Linked DNA regions of Mus musculus: region 2 is linked to region 1. Evidence: chromatin loops called from intact Hi-C (ENCODE). Cell type or tissue: left cerebral cortex. All regions are shown on one strand. Each heading gives the region's core, and the rest is flanking DNA. Links, peaks and the distances in the headings are about the cores only.

Region 1 (2,806 bases), core at 158-2,657:
AGAGATTGACTCCTAAAGATAGCAATGGAAGGAGCGTGGACCCAAGCCTTACACATGCCTGTCTCTGTAGGTTGTAACTTCCCGTGGTCTAAATGCTTTGTCTCCATAGGCTCCCATTCAGCAGCTGGCTGACCGGTTCAGTGGATATTTTGTCCCATTCATCATCATCATTTCAACCTTGACCCTGGTGGTGTGGATCGTCATTGGCTTTGTCGATTTCGGTGTGGTTCAGAAGTACTTTCCTGTAAGTTGAAGACCTTGAGCAGGATGGTTGTTGTGCTTGAAGTAACGTATTGCCACTAATTCTGTTCTCTGTGTCTCAGATTCACTGGGGCTTAATTATCCTCTTATTATTGGTCTTAGTTAGGGTTTTACTGCTGTGAACAGACACCATGACCCAGGCAACTCTTATAAGGACAAGATTTAATTGGGGCTAGCCTATGTTAAGAGCTTCAGTCTATTATCATCAAAGCAGGAGCATGGCAGCATCCAGGCAGGCGTGGTGCAGGAGGAGCTGAGGGTTCTACATCTTCATCTGAAGGCCACTAGAAGTCTCACTTCTAGGGAGCTCAGATGAAGGTCTTAAAGCCCACACCCACAGTTACACACTTCCTCCAACAAGGACATACCTCCAAATAGTGCCACTCCCTAGGCCAAGCATATGTTAACTACCACACCCCATTCCCTGGCCCCTATAGGCTTGTTTAAACATATGAGTCTATGGGGGGCCATACCTAAACATAGCACAATAAATAAGTACATTTAGTCCAATATCCAAAATCCCCAGTCTATAGCAGTCTCAACCATGTTAATAGTCCAAAGTTCAGAGTCTCTTCTGAGATTCATCTAATGACTTAACTATAATCCCTAAAGCAAGACAGGAGACCAGCTGGGTAAACTCCAAACTCTGCATCTCCATGTCTGATGTCAAAGCAGTTCTCAGATCTCTACTCCCTTTTCATCTTTGTTGACTGCAACAAACTTCTTTCTCCTGGGCTGGTTCCACTCCCTGTTAGCAGCTTTCCTCAGCAGATAGCCCACAGCTCTGGCATCTAGAAAATCTTGGGGTCTCCAAGGCAAACTTCAACGTTTCAATGTCTGGATCCATACATGATTTTCTGGGCTCCTTCAAAGGGCTGGTATCTCTTCTCCAGCTATGTCCTTTGTAGCACTCTAAGCTCAGGTTGATCCACTCCACTGTCGCTGCTGTTCTTGGTGGTCATCCCATGATACTGGCATCTCCAATACACTGGGGTCTTCCACTGCAACTAGGTTTCACCAATAGCCTCTCATAGTCTTTCTTTGTGGGGTCAAGACTCAAATTCTTTGCATGACCCCTTCACTCCTAGGCTTTCAACTGCAGCTCAGGCTGCATCTCCACCCATGGCCTTCCCTGGACTCTCACAGTGCCGAACCTCAGCTGCTCTCCATGACCCCTTCATGCTTTCAAAACCAGTACCACCTGGGTGATTCTTACACATTATCAAGTCCAGCTGCAGCACGAGGTACAACCTTGGCTATCTCTGGAACACAGCTTCTTTGTGCTCTCTGAAAACACTTCCCAGAAGGTTTCACTTCTGTGATACTGGTCTCTTGTTATTCATGGCTAATTTCTTGGCTCCAGCTAACGAGCATCTGTTGTCCCAGTAGTCCCTTCTATTCTGGACTCTAAATTTAGAACTACACGGCCAAAGCTGCTGAGTTCTGCTGCTTGCTGGGGCTGGAACATGGCCCCTCTTATTCTGTTGCTGACTTTCTGTTTCTGAACTCCCTTACTGCCAGAGCTTGGCTGGCCTGGAATTTTCTCTGTAAACTTGCTCTGTATAGATTGACCTTGAACTCAGAGATCTGAGTTCCATGACCAAGGTAGCTCTTAGAAGGACAACATTTAATTGAGGCTGGCTAGCAGGTTCAGAGGTTCAGTCCATTGTCATCAAGGCAGGAACATGGCAGCATCCAGGCAGACATGGTGCAGGAGGGGCTGAGAGTTCTGCATCTTCATCTGAAGGCTGCTAGCAGAAGACTGGCTTCCAGGCAGCTAGGATGAGGGTCTTAAAGCCCACACCCACTGTGACACACCTACAAGGCCACACCCCCTAATAGTGCTACTACCTAGGCCAAACATATTCAAACTACCACATTATTTTATTTTATTTGCTTCTTTTATTTATTATCAGTACAATCTCAGTCATGGTGGGTTAATCAGACTACTTCTGAAGGTCCTTATTGAGGTTGCTGGTTGAGGGTCACCCAGTATGTACCAGGCCCCGAGTTTCATCATGGGCACGGGTATCCACATATAGGAATTCCCTTTCTACTCAGAGATAATTTTCATGACATCATTTGACTCCCCAGTTGGAATGCTCCAAGGATTTGCAAAATGCCATTTATTGGCCATTACTGAGTTTAAGACAAATGTTATAGAAAAGAGACCACAGTTTTGATGGCGCAGTACTACACTAGATCTTAGGGAGAAAATGTATTTTTGCCACTTAACTCCACAAATCCCAGATCTAATATCCTGCCTTGTCAATCAATAACGCTTCCCAGTGTGACTGAAAGGATATATATCACCGTAGGTAAAGATTTTCGATAATTAAACATTTATTCAATAGCTGAAGAAGACAATCTTAGGAAATACTGTTTTTATTAAACTTCAAAAATATCAATGGAAAATATGGTGTATCCTCAGAAAATTTTCTGCTTAAGAAATAGGAACTAATTCTCAAGAACACTTAGCAGTGTTTGAAGCCATTGTGGTTTTCATGAATGGGGTGCTGCATAGGTCTGACACTTGGAGGCCAGG
Region 2 (2,806 bases), core at 108-2,607, 51 kb before region 1:
TCAGTATGATCTTAGCAAGCAGTAGCGCTGTGTTTGAGCTAAGAAAGATGCATACCTACTTTTTCTGCAGGGCTCTCAAAGCACACCACAGAACTCTCTCTCCTCCGCCACCTGCATTACAGTATGGATGGAAAAATGCAACCACCGTTTGTTCTTTTCCATTTTTGCTGGTCGACACAGACTTCTTCTTTCTCTGTAGATGCCACCTGATAACCCAAAGGCCAATGACCAAATATACACACAAAACTCCGCATATCATCAGTCCAGGAAAGAAGAGTGAATAGAAAAACCTGAGATAAATAAAAGGTGAAAATCAACCTGTTGTCAATTTAAAAAGTCAGCTACAAACTAAGGTTTACTTTTTACACACTTGCTTAATATTAAGTTCTGTAGCTCCTAAGTCTGCTAAAAAAATTATTTAAAAAAAAAGTGCCGGGCGGTGGTGGCACATGCCTTTAATCCCAGCACTTGAGAGGCAGAGGCAGGAGGATTTCTGAGTTTGAGGCCAGCCTGGTCTACAAAGTGAGCTCCAGGACAGTCAGGACTATACAGAGAAACCCTGTCTCGAAAAACAAAAACAAAACAAAACAAAAAAACAAAAAAAATTAATTTTTTTCCCCTTAGTGGTGATGACTGGTGATTCAGGGCCTCAAAGATGTTAGGTAAACACTTGATTCCTAGCCAATACATACCCATATTTAAACCAAATGCTTGGAAGAAAGGTAACTGTAATCCAAAGCTTTGAATTACTTATCAATGACCATTATAATGCAGAAAGTCACTCATGACAATGTACACTGTACAGAGCTGGCAGCATTCCATTTATCGGGAAAAGGCCAAGAATGTGCTAGAACAAACTAGCCTATTCATATTTTTAGCAATCACTACAGACCTTGAAGCAGACAGCTCAGAAAGGAAGATGTAATACAAACTCTGGCAAGAATGCATGTATCCACTGCTCTTCAGAACGCTATTTCGCTAGCTATAAATGTTCAACCTGAACAAAAACACATATGAACTTAGGTAGGCTTTCATAGGGCAGAAACAACTTTTGAAATATGGAACTATTACAATAGTAGTGACCACCGGGTGGTTAACATTCCTGTTTATTTCTACCAACTTTATGTAATTCTTACATAAGAAACGATATGTATCTCAAAGGCAAAACCAATATATTTACAACTTTAAACATCAACCAGGAAAGAAGAAATCAACAGATGGTCAAGTAGCAGAGAGTCAACCAACTGGTTTACGAAGCAGCAGGTAGCCAGTTAAGGAAAACAGCTGATCGGCATGCGAAACAACCGAGGTAAACCGAGGCACGAAGAAAGCGCTTCTACAGACTTTATCTGGACTGCCTCCAAACCCTCCACGCCCTCGTGAGCTCAGGCCACCAGATCCTCACCGCAGCACGGCGTACACGCACCAGCTCCCAGTGTCCGCCGCCATCTTATCCCACCCTCCCCTCTCACAGCCCGGAAGCGCTTGCCTGTTCTTCTATCCTATTGGCTCCTGAGGAAGCGTGTGCCGTTAGCCACGCCCCCCGCTTACACGCCTTCCTGCAGGTTGCCTAATAGCCGCTTCCCACAGGCGGGGCGCACACGGGCCCATCCCACTTGGGCCACGCCGCTGCGGTGGCGGTGGTGGGGCGTGGCTTGTGATGGACAGCCGGCTCTCTCGCCCCTCCCACCCCACTCGCCCCGCCCACTTCGCTCCCCCCCCTCCCGTCTGGAAGCCCCCTTGAGGGCGCCCAGCCCTGCCCCCACCGCGGCGCTGCCAGCCGGTTGGGACCCAATGGGAGGTCCGGGCGGGCGACGAGCTAATCTTCCAGTACAGAGTCCGCTCTTTCAGAGGTGTCGGCGAGTCCCCAGCGGCCGCAGTAGCGGGGCGCGGGGTGGAGAGGGGGCTGCGCTGGAGCGGGCGTCCTGAGACTGTGGTCCTCGCTGCACCCTATCTGCAGCGCACCGCGGACCTCGCTGTCCGTAGTCCGCAGCGCCGGGGCTGGGAGATCTGAGCCCTGTGTTCCCCAGGAACCACGGATGCGCTTCTTCGCGCCTCCTCTCCCTGGCTTGTAAAGTCGCCCTTCCCTCCCCCCAACCAGGTGACCTTTGGGCTCGGGGATGGATCCCAGGAAGAACTTGGCGTCTGTGGGGACGATGCCTGAACAGGAGAGACAGGTCACAGCCAAAGAGGCCAGTCGGAAAGTAAGTTTCCTTTGCCTGACCGCAGCGTGTACGCACCTGCTCAAAGCGCTTTTCTCCTCGGTTCCTCCAGGGCTCGTGACTGTGGACACGTACCCCTGAGAACCCGGGAGGAAAACCCTCTAGATCAAGGGTGCCACTAGCCCTCTGGTGTACAACGATTTCGAGCCCAGAACTTTCCCCGGTCCTTATTAAAGAGCTCTTGAGCGTGGGCTTGCTGTATAAAAACTCTAGTTGCTCCTGGGAGTGCTAATACCTCGCTAATGCCTGGCTAATGCTCCTCAAAAGGTCTACATCCAAGTCCTGTACCTTGAAGGCATTCATTTAATAATACAGGGGGTTAATTAATGCAGCCTCTTAGAGATGCAAACAGCGTAGAATATTTAACATGAAAAGCAGGTCTGTTTTTCTTTTCTTCATGTGCGTTTTCAATCAACAAATACTTACTGAAACTTGTATAGGTCGCAGGCATATGATGAATTCTTGAAGATTTGTGCATTGTTTTAAAATATTTTGTCTAGCTTAATTGAAATCACGTTTTATGTTCTCGGAACTTTTTTTTTCCAATTAGTTATACTTTGTAGATTGTTTCCCAGAGTGTCATA

The links. A loop is a pair of places that touch in the nucleus more often than their neighbours do. Peaks named below come from ENCODE experiments on the same cell type or tissue, not always from the same donor. Only the 100,000 strongest peaks of a DNase experiment are listed, where the experiment ranks them.
Region 2: a loop joins it to region 1, with 2.2 times the contacts of the local background. A loop is called at or near these places in 20 of 42 quality-filtered maps.

The regions. Positions count from the first base shown.
Region 1 is chr8:22,008,453-22,011,258 of GRCm38, reverse strand. It overlaps Atp7b (ATPase, Cu++ transporting, beta polypeptide), which reads left to right. Exons shown (of 21, transcript NM_007511.2): 12 at 110-244. Among named protein-coding and RNA genes, the nearest start is that of Ccdc70, 39 kb to the right of the region's middle. In left cerebral cortex, for the core only: no CTCF peak of the experiment used is centred there; a DNase peak (open chromatin) is centred at 1,664.
Region 2 is chr8:22,059,370-22,062,175 of GRCm38, reverse strand. Atp7b (ATPase, Cu++ transporting, beta polypeptide) reads left to right here and starts at 2,102. Exons shown (of 21, transcript NM_007511.2): 1 at 2,102-2,204. The coding sequence starts at 2,121. It overlaps Alg11 (asparagine-linked glycosylation 11 (alpha-1,2-mannosyltransferase)), which reads right to left and starts at 1,455. Exons shown (of 4, transcript NM_001243161.1): 1 at 1,406-1,455; 2 at 60-290. The coding sequence starts at 1,449. In left cerebral cortex, for the core only: no CTCF peak of the experiment used is centred there; a DNase peak (open chromatin) is centred at 1,541; H3K4me3 peaks cover 1,911 bases; H3K27ac peaks cover 313 bases.